4 separate regions of the Homo sapiens genome follow, and regions 2, 3 and 4 are each linked to region 1. Evidence: chromatin loops called from intact Hi-C (ENCODE). Cell type or tissue: CD4-positive, alpha-beta T cell. All regions are shown on one strand. Links, peaks and the distances in the headings refer to the core of each region. The heading gives the core; the rest is flanking DNA. Region 1 holds the start of LOC107986631 (a long non-coding RNA gene). Region 2 overlaps AK9 (adenylate kinase 9). Region 3 overlaps FIG4 (FIG4 phosphoinositide 5-phosphatase). Region 4 overlaps AK9 (adenylate kinase 9).

Region 1 (5,044 bases), core at 644-4,643:
GACAGTCTTTCTGCATTAAAGGGATAGCAAACCTGGAAGGTGAAGCAAAAAGGATGTGCGTTCCACTCTGACGTGTGTTTGAAAAGAATGAAGAAGAGCCGGCGAGGGAGTCAGCGTCTTCACCTAAAGGTCTTGGCAGGCCACTGGACAACAGTAAATGGGTCTGAAAAATAACATCATATACAGCTGGAGAGGGAATGTCCAGGAGAGCCCAGAGTTTGAAATACAGGCTATCAGACATGCGGGCACTGGAGCCTGGGTCAGAAGTGTCTGGGTCCACACAGGCTGCAGCTGGCAAAGGGGTGGCATGAAGAGGGGGAGCCTCTGTGTAGTGTTAGCTGGGAGAGTCCTGCGCCATCCTCAGAGTCACCAGGAGACTCCATTCCCAGGAGGCAGACACTGAAACGTCTTTCTCTTAGCAAGGAGGCAGCTGTCACACCTTCTTCTGAGAGAGCCACACTCAAAGCTGGAACACTATGGACTGTGCTTCTCTTTCAGACCCATGGGTCCGGTAAAAGTTGGCAACAAAGGAGTTGCTGAGACCTGGATATGGGGATGATGAAAACATGCTTTGTGAACTGCAATGCACTATACAAATGTTGGGGGTTTTTTAAAGGAAATTAGCATCAACATGAACTACAGTGTGAGCAGGCATCTACGGTTCCCAGGCTCTTAGTAGCTAGAGCTGGTTGCCTCACTCTGACTCTCCTCACTGAAAATTAACCAGTTCATTTATTTCTTCCTTTACTCGGTGCATTGGAGTCACACTTACTGAGCACCTACTATGTGCTAGGCACTGGGCCTACTAAAATGAAGAAATGGATGATACCCTCAAGAAATTCACAGCTTGGTAAAAATGTTCCAAAGGTACCAGTCATGCCAAATGCATGGAAAAGGGTATGAAAGGAAACAAACCAGAAGTGGCTTTCTCTGGGGAGGAGGGAAGGAGGGGGTACTATTGACTTCTTTACCAATAAAAGACTCAGCTATAGCACCCGTGTGTACCCCTGGGTTTCAATAGATGACTCCGATGTGAGTGGGTGTTTTACATGCAACCAGATGAAAATGGCTTTGATTTTTGATTTTGGAATAAACTGCTTTTTCGATTAGTCAGAAGTTCTATGAAATGTTCCCAGCTGGCTCCTGGGTAAATGTCCCAAGCCTGCAGACTACATGAGCTCCAGACAACATTTAATTATTTCCTATTTCACACTGCCCATGCAGAGAATGAATTTTGCTTCACGTGCACGGAGCTACTTGGGCTCATTTTCCTGCTGTTTTCAACTTCCCATTGACCCAAATCCCTCTCTGGCCCTAGGGATTGAGACTTTGTGTTCCAGTTACATAAATTCTAGGCCTCAGAATAGCCACGCATGCTGGCAGCTCTTTACCCTGTCGCCTGGGCCCTCACATCCTGCCGTGGTATCCTTTCAGATGACCACAGCTCTCTTCCGCCCTCCTGGGTGGGCAGGGCCAGAAGGGCCAGGAAATAGCCCCAAATGGGAGGACTAAACCCCCTAGCCAAGCACCCTGACCACAGTGCCCACTCCTCATTACAGGACACAGGGGAAGAAGGCTTCCTAAGTGTCCTCCAAGAAGTTTTAAACATAGCAAAAACCAGTTACAAATTAATGGTGGAATTAGGCTGGGGTGCAGGCTCACACCTGTTATTCCAACACTGCGGGAGGTCGAGGTGGAAGGATCACTTGAGCCTAGAAGTTGGAGGTCAGCTTGTGCAACACAGCAAGACTCTGTGTCTAAAAAAGAAAAAAAAATTAGGTGTGGTGGTGGCCTGGGTCTACAGTCCCAGCTACTCAGGAGGCTGAGGCATGAGGTCCGTTTGAGCCCAGGAGTTCAAGGTTACAATGATTGCACCACTGCACTCCAGCCTGGGCAGCAGACCGAGGCCCTGTCTCAAAAAAATAAAATAAAAAATAACCATTAATGGTGGAATTAAAATAGAATATATTGGTTCTCAAAATATGTCCCCAAACCTGCAGCATCAGTATCACTTGAGAACACCGTAGAAATGCACATTCTTAGGCCTTACACCAGACTTACTGAATCAGAAACTCGGGGAGTGGAGCTCAGCAATCTCAGTTTTATCAAGCTCTCTGGTGATTCTGATGCATGCTAAAGTTTGAACAACTCTCGTGTAATTACTTGAAGCTAAGATGAGAAATGATTGATTTCTGTTGGAAAAAAAAAAAAACTTGTAGAAACTGCCCAGATTGACTGCCTCCCTCAGAGGAGTGTCTGTTGGCTATGCACAATGGCTCACACCTGTAATCCCAGCACTTTGGGAGGCCGAGGTGGGTGGATCACTTGAGCCCAGGAGTTTGAGACCAGCCTGAGCAACATGGTGAAACCCTGTCTCTACAAAACATTTTAAAAATTAGCCAGGCATGGTGGCACATGCCTGTAGTCCCAGCTATTTGGGAGGCTGAGGCGGGAGGATCACTTGAGCCCAGGAGGCTGCAGTGAGCTGTGATTATGCCACTGCACTCCAGCTGGGTGACAGAGATCCTGTCTAAAAAAAAAAAAAAAACAAAATACCCAAAGTATTTGTAAGTGGCGATTCCTCAGACTTTAAATTCTACACATGAACTAAGTTTTTTGAGGACATGAGAAAAAAATTGCATTCCTTTGCTAGGGACACACACACACACACACACAAAGACAAAAACACACACACACACACAAAGACTGGGCGGCTTAAACAAAAATGTATTTTCTCACTCTTCCGGAGGCCAGAAGTCCAACATCAATTTCCTCTTCAGGGTTGGTGTCTTCTGAGGTTTCTCCTTGGCTTGCAGAGGGCGCCCTCTTGTGGCCTCTGCATGCGGTCATCCCTCTCTGCAAGAGGCCCTAATAGCTCCTTGCAGGTTCAATTTCCTCTTCTTATAAGAACAGCAGGCAGATTGGATTAGGGCTCACCCTAATGGTCTCTTTAAAATTAATCGCCTCTTTAGAAATCCAGTCTCTAAATACAGTCACATTCTAAGGTGTTATGGGTTAGGGCTTCAACATGAGTTTTGGGGAAGCACACTGCCACCCATACAAGGAGTCTTCTCAAAATGGACGGTGTGTCAGCATCCACCAGTCCTCTCTGAAACCCTTTCCTTCGGTGTGTGGGACCAAGGTGAGGCACACTGGACCCTCTCTTTACTTCCCCTCAGCTCCCTCATAACCTCACACCGCTCTCCAAGAGGCAGCTGATTCTGTGGACCCAACTGCCTCTCCGAAGAGCAGCTGCGCCCTTGGTAAAGGAGAAAGTAGAAAAGGAAAAGGAGAAGCTCAGGTGAGAGCATTCATGAGACCAGCAGGGAGAAGGGGCAGCAGAGAGGGGGCCGCCTGCCTCTGTCTCTGCGCGCGGTGTCAGAGCCCCGGCACCGGGAAGTGGTCGACTGGGGGGTTGGTAAAAAGAATTTACCGACAACAGTACAGCTTTGAAAAAGGAACGTTTATTAGAAAGGAAGAACGCTACAAAAGGGTGCAGTGGGGCACCTCAGCGAGAGGACTGAGCGCACCCTGGTGGATTTTCCTTACCAGCATTTATGAACCTTTTAAGGTGGGAGTTGAGGGTTGTAAAATGAGTTTCAGCACGGCATTCCGGAGATGTATAGAAATTTTAGCTGCTTATAAAAGTTGAAAGAGGATTGGAACCTCTGAAAGTTTAAAGATGCCAACTTTACTTATTTTATTTATTTTTTTGAGACGGAGTTTCGCTCTGTCGCCCAGGCTGGAGTGCAGTGGCGAGATCTCAGCTCACTGCAACCTCTGCCTCCCGGGTTCAAGCGATTCTCCTGCCGCAGCCTCCCAAGTAGCTGGGATCACAGGCGCGTGCCACCATGCCCAGCTAATTTTTGTATTTTTAGCAAATACGGGGTTTCACCATGCTGGCCAGGCTGGTCTCGAACCCCTGACCTCAAGTGATCCGCTCGCCTCGGCCTCCCAAAATGCTGGGATTACAGGCGTGAGCCACTGCACCTCAGCTTAAAGGTGACAACTTTAGATACTAGAGAAGTTTGATTACTTCTAAATTCCCCAGATAAGGAGTTTTGCCTCCAGATGGCCTGTTTGGTGGTCACCAGGTGGTCTTTGCTCCTTTCTGAATTGTTCAGATAATTAGTTTTTATCTCCGGGGCCTGCTCAGTGGTCACCAGGTGATTTTCGCTCTCCTCAGTCTCCAGAATTGAGACAGGCAGGGAACCATCTTAGGGGCCTGCTGGGCTCCCCCAACCACTGTCCCCTGCCCAGCATGGAAAAATTTTGAGTCCCTTCAAGGGAAATTCCAGGCACCCAACTAGCCCTACGGCCAGCAATTAGAGAATTGAATAAATAACCCCCTAAGTGAGAAGATCATAATAACTTTTGCAATAGCCACCCAAATAAGTCAGAGTCACAAGATGTTTGTTTCCCTACAGAAACTAAAGATAACATCTTGACATATGTCCTTGAGTTGTTTTTAAGAAACCAGGACTCCCACCTGATGGAAAATGCCAGCTGTCTTCACAGTGATCTCAGACAGACTGAAGCCAAGAAGTAGATTTTAAAAGTTCCAGAAATTCTCTCACTTTGGAGACGATCCCCAACACACCACACCCTGCCACCTTTAAAAACCCCTGCTTGGAAGCCATCAGGGAGTTTGGGTCTTAAGCGTTAGCTGCTCATTCTCCTTGGCTCTGCTCAGTGCAATAAATGTCTCACTTTCTCTCACTGCAAATCCTGGTGTCAGTATTTGGCTTTTTCTGTGCATTAGGCAAGCAGACACAAGTTTGGTTTGGTAACAGAACTAGAGTTGAAGTAACCTCTCAACCCCACCCAATTTAAAAGGCTAAGCAGGGTGCAAGTTTGGAGCCAAATCAAGGCTAAACCACTTGGGAGCTGTGTGGTTATGGATCAGCCACTTACCTTCTTCATGCTTCTGTTCATTCATTTGTTCTACAAAATAAGCATAGGCTTTCAGACACCACCCTAGATCTTAATTACATGTAGGTAAAATGGGAATAATAAACCCAATTTTCTGAGTTGTTAGGAACAT
Region 2 (5,044 bases), core at 621-4,620, 440 kb before region 1:
CTTCCTAACTCATTTCACGAGGCCAGCATCATCCTGATACCAAAACCTGGCAGAGACGTAACAACAAAAAAAAATTTCAGGCCAATATCCCTGATGAACATCAATGCAAGAATCCTCAATAAAATACTGGCAAACCAAATCCAGCAGCACATCAAAAAACTTATCCACCACGATCAAGTCAGCTTCATCCCTGGGATGCAAGGCTGGTTCAACAAACACAAATCAATAAACGTAATCCATCACATAAACAGAACCAATGACAAAAACCACATGATTATCTTAATAGATGCAGAAAAGGCCTTCAACAAAATTCAACACCCCGTCATGCTAAAAACTCTCAATAAACTAGGTATTGATGGAACATATCTCAAAATAATAAGAGCTATTTATGTCAAACCCACAGCCAATATCATACCAAATGGGCAAAAGCTGGAAGCATTCCCTCTGAAAACCAGCACAAGACAAGGATGCCCTCTCTCACCACTCCTATTCAACATAGTATTAGAAGTTCTGGCCAGGAAAATCAGGCAAGAGAAAGAAATAAATGGTATTCAAATAGGAAGAGAGGAAGCCAAAATTTATCTCTTTGCAGACGACATGATTGTATATTTAGAAGACCCCCATCGTCTCAGCCCAAAATCTCCTTAAGCTGATAAGCAACTTCAGCAAAGTCTCAGTATACAAAATCAGTGTGCAAAAATCGAAAGCATTCCTATACACCAATAATAGACAAACAGAGAGCCAAATCATGAGTGAACTCTCATTCACAATTGCTACAAAAAGAATAAAATACCTAAGAATACAACTTACAAGGGATGTGAAGGACCTCTTCAAGGAGAACTACAAAGCACTGTTCAAGGAAATAAGAGAGGACACAAATGGAAAAACATTCCATGCTCATGGATAGGAAGAATCAATATCATGAAAATGGCCATACTGCCCAAAGTAATTTATAGATTCAATGCTATCCTCATCAAGCTACCATTGACTTTCTTCACAGAATCAGAAAAAACTATCAAATTACACATGGAACCAAAAAAGAGCTCATATAGCCAAGACAATCCTAAGCAATAAGAACAAAGCTGGAGGCTTCATACTTCCTGACTTCAAACTATACTACAAGACTACAGCAGCCAAAACAAAATGGTACTGGTACCAAAACAGATATATAGACCAATGGAAGAAAACAGAGGCCTCAGAAATAACACCACACATCTACAACCAACTGATCTTTGACAAACTGACAAAAACAAGCAATGGGGAAAGGATTCCCTGTTTAATAAACGCTGTTGGGAAAACTGGTGAGCCATATGCAGAAAACTGAAACTGGACCCCTTCCTTACACCTTATACAAAATTAACTCAAGATGAATTAAAGACTTAAACATGAGATCTAAAACCATAAAAATTCTAGAAGAAAACCTAAGCAATACCATTCAGGACATAGGCATGCACAAAGACTTCATGACTAAAACACCAAAAGCAATTGCAACAAAAGCCAAAATTGACAAATGGGATCTAATTAAATTAAAGAGCTTCTGCACAGCAAAAGAAACCATCATCAGAGTTAACAGGCAACCTACAGAATGGGAGAAAATTTTTGCAATCTATGCATCTGACAAAGGGCTAATATCCAGAATCTACAAGAAACTTAAACAGATTTATAAGACAAAAACAACCCCATCAAAAAGTGGGCAAAGGATATGAACAGACACTTCTCAAAAGAAGACATTTATGCGGCCAACAAACATACGAAAAAAAGCTTGTCATTACTGGTCATTAGAGAAATGCAAATCAAAACCACAATAAGATACCATCTCACGCCAGTTAGAATGGTGATTAAAGTCAGGAAACAACAGATGCTGGAGAGGACATGGAGAAGTAGGAACACTTTTACACTGTTGGTGGGAGTGTAAATTAGTTCAACCATTGTGGAAGACAGTGTGGTGATTCCTCAAGGATCTAGAACCAGAAATACCATTTGACCCAGCAATCCCATTACTGGGTATATACCCAAAGGATTATTAATCATTTTACTATAAAGACATATGCACATGTATGTTTATTGTGGCAATATTCACAATACCCAAGACTTGGATCCAACCCAAATGCCCATCGATGATAGACTGGATAAAGAAAATGTGGCATATATACACCATGGAATACTATGCAGCCATAAAAAAGGATGAGTTCATGTCCTTTGCAGTGACATGGATGAAGCTGGAAACCATCATTCTCAGCAAACTAACACAGGAACAGAAAACCAAACACTGCATGTTCTCACTCATAAGTGGGAGTTGAACTATGAGAACACATGGACACAGGGAGGGGAACATCACACACCAGGGCCTGTCATTGGGTAGGGGACTACGGGAAGGATAGCATTAGGAGAAATACCTAATGTAGATGATGGGTTGATGGGTGCAGCAAACCACCATGGCACGTGTATACCTATGTAACAAACCTGCACATTCTGCACATATATCCCAGAACTTAAAGTATAATTTAAAAAAAAGAAAAATAAATAAATAAATAAAATAAAAACGAAAAAAATCTATTTCTATTGGGTATTGCAGTTCAACCTCTGAGCCAACAGGTGGCACTTGCAGATAAGAGCTAGCTGCAGCCAATGCAGATGGGTATATGCTTTGCTTGATCTTTATCGTGGGAAGCTCTCTGTTGCCTTAGGCAATGGGCTGTCAGGTGGAAGGCAGAGTGGTCTCAGTTTCCTGCTCAGCCCTGGAGAAGAGACCAAGCTGAGTGAAGCCTAACTGGGCTGACCCACCTACATGTCTTCCAATGGCAGGCACCAGCACCAGCTCCAAGAGGGGATCTGGGCATAGTTACCAAGTACCCACAGATGTGCCAGGTCATGGAGTGGAGAAATCTGCTGCCCCAAGTTCTCTGCCTGGGAAAAGAGGGGCAGCCCAAACTCCTCATCCTCATCCTAGGGCAGCCTAAGCTCCTCATTTGGAGGACCTAGAAGAGTGGATGCTCCAAATGCCTGGAGATGTGTCCTGGCATGGAGTGGAAAGGATGCTGCTGCACCAAGATGTTTGCACCTGAAGGGAGGGGTAGCTCAGGCTCCTAATTCAGGCTAGCAGGTGTGCCTAATGCCTAGAAATATGACAGGCATGAAGTGAAGAGAGTGCCACTGCAATGAAATCTGTGAACAGGAAGGGAGGGGTGGCTAAGGCTTCTAAACAAAGTGACTGGGTTTTATACCACATCTTCTTTATCCAGTCCTCCATGGATGGACACTTAGGTTGATTCCATATCATTGCTATTAATAGAGCTGCGATAAATATATGAGTGCAGGTATCTTTTTGATATAGTGATTTCTTTTCCTTTGGGTAGATACCCAGTAGTGGGATTGCTGGATCGTACTGTAGTTCTATTTTTAGTTCTTCATTCAACCTTTTTTTGAAATAAAATTTAATGGCTTTATAGTATTTTATCAAACAAATAAACCTTAATTTGTTTAATCACCCCTTACTGTTAAATATTTATGTCATTTGTAATTTTATTATAACACTGTGAAGAAAATCTATATAGAAAATCTTTATTTTACTAACATTGTGTTTTTTTTTACAACATCTGTAAATCTTTGTCCAAATATTATATATTTCTTCAGATTAGATTCCTCACATGACTTCAGGTCAAAGGGAATGAAAGAGTAAACATTTTAAAGTCTTTTCATACACATTGCCACATTGCTGCCAAAAGCATCTGTATCAATTTTCATACTTCCTAACAGTGTTTGAAAGTGACTCTATCAGTACAGCCTCACTATTACCAATTGTCAAAAACTTTGCCAATTAGATGAGAAATTGTATCTCATTGTTTTAATTTTTATTGAAACAAACGTTAAAAATTTTCTTTAAAAATTTTTTTTTGCCGGGCGCGGTGGCTCATGCCTGTAATCCCAGCACTTTGGGAGGCCGAGGCGGGCAGATCACGAGGTCAGGAGATCGAGACCATCCTGGCTAACATGGTGAAACCCCATCTCTACTAAAAATACAAAAAAATTAGCCAGGTGTGGTGGCGGGCGCCTGTAGCCCCAGCTACTCGGGAGGCTAAGGCAGGAGAATGGTGTGAACCTGGGAGGCGGAGCTTGCAGTGAGCCGAGATGGCGCCACTGCATTCCAGCCTGGGGGACAGAGAGAGACACCGTCTCAAAAAAAATTTTTTTTTATTGCAACCTCAATTCTTGCCTGCTTCGAAGAAATAATTCAACTGGGGGGCATAAGGCAGAAGAAGAGACAGAGGCAAGTTTCAGGGCAGAAGTGGAAGTTTATTAAAAAGCTTTAGAAGGGTAAGGAAAGAAAGGAAAGGAAAGAAAAAAAGGAAAGTACAACTTGGAAGAGGGCCAAGTGGGCAACTTGAGAAACCCAGTGCCTAAACATTTTCAATGAACCATTTGTATTTCTTCTTTGATAAAATCTGCTCACATCCCTTGCTTGCTTTTTGATCACATATTAGATTCTCTACAGCTTTCTAAGAAATTAATGTTATATTTATTATAAATACTTTCCCCAGCTTGTCCTTTGTCTTAAATTTTTGATTTGTGTAATTTATATATATATTTTAAATTATACTTTAAGTTCTAGGGTACATGTGCACAACCTGCAGGTTTGTTACATATGTACACACGTGCCATGCTGGTGTGCTGCACCCATTAACTCGTCATTTACATTAGGTATATCTCCTAATGCTATCCCTCCCCCCTCCCCCCACCCCACAACAGTCCCCGGTGTGTGATGTTCCCCTTCCTGTGTCCATGTGTTCTCATTGTTCAATTCCCACCTATGAGTGAGAACATGCGGTGTTTGGTTTTTTGTCCTTGCAATAGTTTGCTAAGAATGATGGTTTCCAGCTTCATCCATGTCCCTATAAAGGACACGAACTCATCATTTTTTATGGCTGCATAGTATTCCATGGTGTATATGTGCCACATTTTCTTAATCCAGTCTATCATTGTTGGACATTTGGGTTGGTTCTAAGTCTTTGCTATTGTGAATAGTGCCGCAATAAATCTACGTGTG
Region 3 (4,000 bases), core at 1-4,000, 330 kb before region 1:
TCAGCAGCATCTGATGTGACTGCTTTCTCCTTTCCCAGATGATCTTTCTTTGCTTTGACGAGTCCACCTCGTGCTGGGGTTTTCTCATTCACCAGCCATTCCTCCCAATCTTCTCAGCTGGTTCCTTCTCCGTATCCAGCCTCTAAATAATGGAGTTCCTCAGGCTAGCTTTTTTGGGCTCTCGTCACTCTCCCTACTCTCTCTAGTAGGTTTAACCCAGTCCCATGGCTTTAAATGCTGCATACATGCTGATGGCACCCACTGAGCTCTTTTACCCACTGAGTTCTCACTTGGCCTCTCTGGGCATGTTGTGAACAGAACTCTTGGTTTCCCTTCAAACCTGTTTCTTCTCCAGTCATCTCGACATCAGTAAGTGGCACCATCATCTAGCTATCTGCTTAAAGGTAATTGGATCTATTACTCTCCTTCCTGATCCCATCTACCAGTAAGTTATATATCCAAAATATATCTTCAGTTTATCTTTTTCCTCAGGCATCGAGCCTAGTGCCTGACACATATGAGGCATTTACTAGTCAGTGGTCCAATGAGTGACATCAATAGAAACACCAAGAAAATGTATGTAAAAAAATGTGGGCTTGGGGCCAGGCATGGTGGCTCATGCCTGTAATCCCAGCACTTTGGGAGGCCAAGGCAGGTGGATCATTTGAGGTCAGGAGTTCAAGACCAGCCAGGCCAACATGGCGAAACCCTGTCTCTACTAAAAATACAACAACAACAAAAAAAATTAGCCACGTGTCATGGTGCACGTCTGTAATCCCAGCTACTTGGGAGGCTGAGGGAGGAGAATTGCTTGAACCTGGGAAGCCAGGACGCAGAGGTTCTGGTGAGCCAAGATTACACCACTGCACTCCAGCCTGGGTGACAGAGTGAGACTCCATCTCAAAAAAAAAAAAAAAAAAAAAAAGTAGGCTCTTTAAAAATGGGGAAGTCATGAAAAACAAAGCCTGATGAACTATTCTAGATTAAAAGATTTAAAAAGATGTAACATAACTTTACATAAAGATAGGTAGTACATGATCCTTGATTAGATTCTGGCTTTATCAAATCCAGCTATAGAGGGTATTATAGGGAGATGGGGGGAAAATTGGAATATAAATTGTACATATATATTGTATTGATGATATTATGATTATGTGTTACGATACCTGCAACTCATTTCCAGAGGTTCAGAGGAAGAAAGCATCTATCAGGAGTGGGGGAGGGAGAAAACAAATGCAACAAAATGTTAACAGTTGGTGAGTCTAGATGAAGGGTATATGGGTGTTCGTTGTACTGTTCTGTTGTCTTTGAAGATTTTTTTAAATTAAAAATTGGGAAAAAAATCAACAGTGGAGAAAAATTTAGTGGAGGGAAACTTTAGGGAAATTTTTAATCCCCAAAATGCTGAGGTCCATTTTGAAGCATACTATTAAATGTAACAAAGGCTGAGGATATACAGTGTTGATATATTCAATAGGAAGGAAATAAGAACGAGTAGAAACAAGGCCTTTCTGGAAGTTACCTCTTAAAAAATTGGTGTGAAAGTGGATGGTCAGCTGCCCACCAGAGGGCAGTGCAGGCAGTGATTCCGCGGTCTACAGTAGGCCAGCTGAAAAGCAGGGGTTTTCTTTCCCTCATAACTGGCTCCACATGAGGTCGCTATTCTCTGCACAAAACGTTTTTAGGATTCTTAGACTGTTTGAGAAGAGAGAGAATGCGGGTAGGTATAGTGCTTCCCATTTCTTTCCCTCCACTCTGATCTATTTCCAGATTCTGTGGGTTTTAGCCTTTGGCTCCTCTGATTCATGGATTCTTTGGAAGGATCTAGATATTGGAAGTACAGATCTGCCTTCCTAAGTATGTGTTTCGAAGTCCAATAATGCATTTGCCCATGAGCATGTCAGGATTTATATCTGTTTTTAAAATCACAAACTGCCAAAGTATCATCCCATTGCAATTAATCTTTAGGTTTCGTAGGATTTATTAAAATTCTGTACAACAAACCCCTGTGACATGAGTTTACCTATGTAGCAAACCTTCACATATACCCCCAAACCTAAAATAGAAGTTAAAATTAAAAAATAAAATTCTAGGGAATTTCATTTAGGGATTTTACCTCTTTTAAACCTAGGATGTTCCTCCTTACTGAGTGGTTGACTTAAAAGAGCCATTTTTCTATGTGCTTACCCAGAAAAGCTGGGTTAGTGTAAATGTCTTAGAAAATTACCCAGCACATGAAATGATTACTCTGTGGTACATAGTTGTTCTTTCACCTAACACTTAGCTAATGCCTGAGGCACCATATTGTGCTACTAGACTAGGAAATTAAAATCCACAGAGGTTAAGGAGTTAGCCCCAGTCTCCCGAGGTGCTTATAGTAGGGGGCAGACAAGCCCCAAACAAATTTAGACAAGACTTTCAGAAGTAAGTACTACATTTAGGTAGAAACAAAAGTGCTTTGGGGAGAACAGGTGATGAGTAGGGATTGGTGCAGGTGGACATGGGTGGTTCACTGGCCTTGTCTTGGCTCAGTGCCCAAAGTCCTGCTTAGAGGTTCCTCAAGGCCAAATTCAGAATCAGGACAACACCAGCCTGCTCTGACCATCCCCAGATAAGTCAAATGCCCTTCCTGTGTTCTCATGGCATCTAGTTCATGCCTCTGTTATAGCATGCTATTCATGATTGTCAATTTGCATGCTCTTCTCTCCCGAGGACATAGACTGACTACTAACAGATTGGCGCATTTTCCCATTGTGAGTCCATTCTGGTCCTGAACATGCTTTCCTCCCTTTGGGCTACTCTCTGTTTTCCTCTGGCGTTTGTCTTTTTCCTCAAATACAATGGCATAGTCTCACTGACATCTTACAAAGTGAAGGACAGAAAAGGAACTAACACTTATTGAGTGTCTTTTTTGTGCTGACTGCTGTGGTCACTGTGTTAGGTGCTTTGTGAACGAACATTTTCTCGCTTATTCTTGTGCCTGTAACAAACATACCATCTTCTTCCCTTTTCAGTTCTTTGCAATTGCTATTTCCTCTCCTAGAAGCCATTTTTTAAGTCCTCAAGAAGGGCTCCCTTTTCTGCTAACAAGCACGTATAGTTTACAAACCATTCTTCTTAGGTGAACGCTGTTAGATTGGTTACCCCCTCTCCTCTCAGTGGTGGGTAGGGTGTCAGGGACAGGAATTAGCTGAAGCCTGGCTGAGATTCTTTGACTTCCTTTCTCTTCCTGTTTGCCTGTCTGTCTAACTGCACCCCCAGTACATCGAATCCTGTCACTGGATGTCCCAACTTAGTTTACTAATTTTTATTATAATTGCTTTATTTCTACCTCATTATAACTCATAGTGTCATCTAGACTGTACCTCTCCTAGGAGATGTGGGATTGAATTTCTTGACTAGCTTTCTTCTTGAGGTCAGGCTAACCCATCATTTTTAACAGATTGTTTTGCTCTTCATAACTTATCAGTAAATCAGGCCTTTATAAACTGATGTGTGTGTGTGTGTATATATATATATGTGTGTGTGTGTGTGTATGTGTATATATATATGTATAGGTATATATATACATATATACATACATATATACGTGTATATATATATACATATATACACATATGTATACATACATATACATATATACCTATACATATATACATATATATACATATATATACACATATATACACATATATATACTTAATAGTAAAAATTCCATGTATTTCTACAGATTTAAAGTTAAAACAGTATATCCAAGTGTTCATGTTGTAATATACAGTAAATTCTTACCTTTTAAAGTGTTACCTATTCTTGAAGGTTCAATTCTAGACCCAACTTGTCTGACATTTTTCTCATCTATAGTAAGCCACATTAATCTTTCCTGCGCTGATTTCCTATGGTCTACATGCTTCATTTTGGCCTTTAATATCGAAAGACTTGTTTGTTATTTAGTTGCTTTGTGTATCTACACCTTATATGTCCAATAGTAAATGGCACAATG
Region 4 (5,044 bases), core at 516-4,515, 510 kb before region 1:
GTTGTAAAACACATCACAACTAGAGCATAAAGGATGTTAGTGGGTTGGAGATGGGTGGGGCAAATGGAGCTAGACAGTTCTAAGGTTTTTACAATATTACATTGAATAATATTGACCCTAAGTAGAATGTGAAAAGCCAAGGATGTGTTTGTAATTCTAGCATAACTACTAAAAAACGAAGCATAGAGTTATACTTAAAAAGGCAATAGATTTTCTTCTAGGGTTTTTATGGTTTCAGGTCTTACATTTAAATCTTTAATCCATTTTGATTTTTGTATATGGTAAAAGAAAGGGGTCCAGGTTCATTCTTCTGCATATGGATAACCAGTTATCCCAGCACCATTTATTTACTAGGGAGTCATTTCCCCATTGCTTGTTATTGTCGACCTTGTCGAAGATCAGATGATTGTAGGTGTGCAGCTTTATTTCTGAGTTCCATTGCTCTATGTATCTGTTTTTGTACCAGTACCATGCTGTTTTGGTTCTGGACAAATATTTTATGACAAAGTCTCCAAAAGCAATTGCAACAGAAACAAAAATTGACAAGTGGGACCTAATTAAACTAAAGAGCTTTTTCACGCAAAAGAAACTATCAACAGAAGAAACAGTCAACCAACAGAATGGGAGAAAATATTTGCAAACTATGCGTACAACATAAGTCTAATATCCAGAATCTATAAGGAACTTAAACAAATCAACAAGCCCAAAACAACAACCCCATTAAAAAATGGGCACAAGACATAAACAGACACTTAAAAGAAAACATAGACACAGCCAACGAGCATATGAAAAAATGCTCAATGTCACTACTCATTAGAGAAATGCAAATCGAAAACACAGTGGTGTCTTATCTCATGCCAGTCAGAATGACTATTATTGAAAAGTCAGAAAATAACAGATGTTAGTGAGGTTATGAAGAAAAGGAAATGTTGGTGGGAATGTAAATTAGTTCAGCCACTGTGAAAAGCAGTTTGGAGATTTATCAAAGCACTTAGAACTACCATTTAACTCAGCAATCCCATTAATGGGTATACACCCAAAGGAATAGAAATCGTTCTACTAAAAAGTCACATGCACACATGCAGTGCACTACTCACAATAGCAAAGACATGCAATCAACCTAGATGCCCATTAATGGTGGACTGGATAAAGAAAATGTGGTACATATATACCATGGAATACCATGCAGCCATAAAAAAGAATGAATTCATATCTTTTGCAGCAACATGGATGGAGCTGGAGTCCATTATCCCAAGCAAGTTAACACAGGAACAGAAAACCAACTACTGCATGTTCTCATAAGTGGGAGCTAAACTTTGAGTGCACATGGACACAAAGAGGAGAACAAAAGACACTGGGGCCTACTTGAGGGTAGAGGGTAGGAGGAGAGTGAGGGTCAAAACACTACCTATTGAGTACTATGCTCACTACCTGGGTGACAAAATTATTTGTACACCAAACCCCGGCAACATGCAATTTACCCACGTAACAAACCTGCACATGTACCCTCTGAACCTAAAATACAAATTGAAAAAGAAAAAATAAAATAAAAATTTTACACACTTTTCAAAAGAAAAAAAGGCAATAGATAATTAAAATGAATTTCTAAAATATATTCAAATAATCCAAGGAAGGCCGGAAAAGGGGAACAGAGAAACAGAAAACAGAGGGGACAAGCAGAAAGCAAATAAATTCATAGTCTCAGAGAGACAGGACTAGATTTGGGGTAAGCTGTGTTACAACTGTCTACTGGTAGGGGAAGACAGGGGAAGCTACATCTGGACAGAAGCTTGTGCCAGGAGAGCGATGGATTTTTTTATGATTAGAGAAGTGACGGAAGAGGAAAGCATGAAGAAATGGAAGAAGAAGTAAAAGACCTGTCAGAGTTCTCAGGGCTTCCTGACACAGGTGCTCATTATCTAGATCCCAAATTTCTTTATTATGCTGTGGTGTGACTGACACTGCCTGTGGAGCAGCTATTGTGAACTACTTGGTTTTCAGTGCTTTGAATCTGTCTCCAACCCGTATACCCATGCACACTTTTGCTTGCTGTTTCAACCTGAAGAGCCCTCTGTGTATCAACCTTTGGGTCTAAACACTCTGTCTTCTCCCTAGAGGATCCTGGAGATGGTTTTGGCTTGGTACTTGGTCCAGACCCTTGTTTCAACCTCATGTGGACCCTGACTTGGGCCTTCCCTCAGTACCTATGAACAATGTGTCTCTATTACTCTTCTCCGAGGCGTAGTCTGACACTGTGCTCACTTGCTCCCCGGGCTTCCTGTCCTGGCCCTCCCTTGCTTTCACCTCCCAGTGGCTACCCAACACCTAATGGAGACCCAGAGACGGAGCCAGGGGACAGGAAGAGAGGGAGGATTACAAGCAAGGCCAGGGGCTGCCTTACAGTCACATTCTGAGACTACAGGTCCACAAGATGGCGACATTTCCCTATGAAATTAATGCAAGTAATGACTGGGATATTGAAGTGATTTCTAATGTTGGAAATGTCCCATTCAGTGCTAAAAAGACAGTAAAGACAATGATTTTGTTTAGGGCAAGAAGACAAACCTGGGAAGGGCTTTCTCCGCCAGGGATTCCCCAGTTAGTCTGAAAAAGGCAAGTCACAGAACTGCATATTCTGCATAAGAAGGCAAATGTGAGAAACCCCCCTGGATCTGTTCATGGAAGTGAGCTCCAGTATAGATGTGGAGTCGGGATGGATGCCACTTAGGGTGGCACACTGACCAATAGTAACAAGCACACTAACTCATCCCTGAGATGCTATATTTTGTCTACTTTATTGTCTGAGTCAGTAGCAGGACATATAAAATTTCCATCAAAGGAGTTGGAAAAAAAAAACCCCACATACAGTTTTAATTTTTTATTCATCAAACATCTCAGGAGTTGTGCTGCGAGTTTGTTTGTATCAGTTTTGTGGGATACACAGACAGTTTTACAAACATGAAGTCTCAGGAGAGCTGACTTACAAAATCCTATTTAACCTCTACATAGAATATTGAATTTCCGAATGAAAAATCAGAAGAAATCACACCATTCTAATGTTAACAAATGAAAAAATTATAAAGAACATTTAAAGTTTATCCTGAAAATTAATTCTTAAGAAAAGAAGATTTAACTGAAGAGTAGCAAAGGGAAATTAAATTATTATTAATTAGGGAAACTAAATGTATTAATTTTTCCCATTTTACAATAAAAAGCCCTAGGTTTACAGAGGCTAAGTGACTTACTCAATGTTATACAACCTCAGCGAAACAACTGAAGTTGAATGTCACATGTGTCAGCACTCCACCAGGCACTGGAGAGCAGTGAACAAAGTCAGTGAGAACTGGAGAAGGGATACTGCGTAGGTGTGTTTAACTGCAAAGCCTGGACTCCTTCACTGCTGAAACATTTGAAGTGATTCAGAAGGGGACCACTAGGGACTCCCAAGGGCTTAAAGTAGTTAACTGTACTTAATTCCAGGTTAGGACATCTTTTTGATCCTAAACATTAGCATGACACCTTAAACAGAGCAAACTTTCAGAACATGTTTGATGAGAGAAATGAGCATTATAATGAGGCTACGATTTCTGTAAGTTTTGCTCATGGCTGATTTGCCAGTATTTGAAACAGTGTCAGACACAAAGCTCAATTAATGTTTGCTGATGGACTGAATGAATAAATGAATGAAAATCGAGGCAAATAATTAAGAGGAGGGTTCTTATTCTTACATGGTGCCATAATTTTCTCAGTCCAATGGTTTTTTCTTATCTACTTTTGGTTGTGAATATTTTGTTTTGACAAAGCAACAATTACTTTGGCCCCGCTTCTGCAATGCTTTGTGCCTGCAGTTGCAGTTGCAGTTGCACTGTACAATATCAGCAGTCCTCTGTACGGAAGTCCAGCATATTCACACCAGGGTGACATGTGGTTGCACTTGTAGCAAGTTGTATTTTCTGATATTCCTCTTTTTCTCTTCTCCTTGTTTGGCTGGACATTTTTATACAGATGGAAATCAGGTTACAAGAGGGTCAGCCTTGAAAAGCTGTTACAAGAGTGTCTTAAGCCAGAAGGCAAAGGCTGGGTGTGATGGCTCATGCCTGTAATCCTAGCACTTTGAGAGGCTGAGGTGGGAGGATCCCTTGAGCCCAGGAGTTCGAGGTTGCAGTGAGCTATGATTGTGCCACTGTACCCTGCCCTGGGCAACAGAGTGAGACCCTGTTTTGAAAAAAAAAACAAAACTACTTACCTCCCTCCTTTTTTTATCTCTCTCTAATATAAGTTCAGCCCTTCTTTTAGCAATCGTATCAACCTGTTAAAGAAAGAGACATTAAAAAATTGTAATGGAGAATGATAAAAGTGGCTTTCTCTGTATTCATATATTTTTATATAAAGTAGGAATAACGTTTGGGCAGAAGCACAGTGAACTTTGCAGGAAAGGATGTGATGGCGGTAATCATGTTGCTTGGCTTGCATCCTTGTACCTCTGAACCTCTTGATCAGCTATTTTCTTCCAGAGGGATAAACAGCACTTGGGGTCAGTTACTCTTTCCACAAAGTTTAGAACTCCTTTTCAAAATTTATCGCTCATTTGTTTGTTTGGTTTTGGTGGCAGGAAATAGGGAAATACGTGGAGGCAATTCACTGAAAATGGTAAGCTTTTAACACACTATTAAATAGCCTACCATAGCGATCCCCAACCATTTTGGCATGAGGGACTGGTTTCACAGAAGACAATTTTCCATGGACCGAAGATGGGGATTGTTTTGGGATGACTCAAGCTCATGACATTTATTGTGCACTTTATTTCTATTATTATTACATTGTAATATCCAAAGAAATAATTTTACAACTCACCATAATGTAGAATCAGTGGGGGCCCTAAACTTGTTTTCCTGCAACTACATGGTCCCATCTGGAGGTGATGGGAGATAGTGACAGATCATCAGGCATTAGATTCTCATGAGTGTGCAACCTAGATCCCTTGCATGCACAATTAACAATACGGTTTGTGCTCCTATAAGAATCTAATGTGCTGCTGATCTGA

What was found. Hi-C counts contacts between places; a loop is a spot of excess contacts. Peaks named below come from ENCODE experiments on the same cell type or tissue, not always from the same donor. Only the 100,000 strongest peaks of a DNase experiment are listed, where the experiment ranks them.
Region 2: it touches region 1 in a loop (7-fold over the local background); 15 of 110 quality-filtered maps call a loop at or near these places.
Region 3: it touches region 1 in a loop (11-fold over the local background); 103 of 110 quality-filtered maps call a loop at or near these places.
Region 4: a loop joins it to region 1, with 8 times the contacts of the local background. A loop is called at or near these places in 78 of 110 quality-filtered maps.

The regions. Positions count from the first base shown.
Region 1 is chr6:110,036,783-110,041,826 of GRCh38, forward strand. LOC107986631 (a long non-coding RNA gene) reads right to left here and starts at 3,462. Exons shown (of 3, transcript XR_007059702.1): 1 at 2,740-3,462; 2 at 1,665-1,757; 3 at 1-543. RefSeq lists an enhancer at 2,881-3,120. In CD4-positive, alpha-beta T cell, for the core only: CTCF peaks have their summits at 2,839 (motif pointing left), 3,038 and 3,262; DNase peaks (open chromatin) are centred at 2,829 and 3,509; H3K4me3 peaks cover 862 bases; H3K27ac peaks cover 661 bases.
Region 2 is chr6:109,593,497-109,598,540 of GRCh38, forward strand. The region is part of intron 17 of AK9 (adenylate kinase 9); the gene reads right to left. Among named protein-coding and RNA genes, the nearest start is that of AK9, 95 kb to the right of the region's middle. In CD4-positive, alpha-beta T cell, for the core only: a CTCF peak has its summit at 2,612 (motif pointing right); a DNase peak (open chromatin) is centred at 2,625.
Region 3 is chr6:109,703,774-109,707,773 of GRCh38, forward strand. All of the region lies in intron 1 of FIG4 (FIG4 phosphoinositide 5-phosphatase), which reads left to right. Among named protein-coding and RNA genes, the nearest start is that of FIG4, 14 kb to the left of the region's middle. In CD4-positive, alpha-beta T cell, for the core only: a CTCF peak has its summit at 1,575 (motif pointing right); a DNase peak (open chromatin) is centred at 1,608.
Region 4 is chr6:109,524,765-109,529,808 of GRCh38, forward strand. AK9 (adenylate kinase 9) reads right to left here. Exons shown (of 41, transcript NM_001145128.3): 29 at 4,247-4,309. Among named protein-coding and RNA genes, the nearest start is that of ZBTB24-DT, 44 kb to the left of the region's middle. In CD4-positive, alpha-beta T cell, for the core only: a CTCF peak has its summit at 2,424 (motif pointing right); a DNase peak (open chromatin) is centred at 2,417.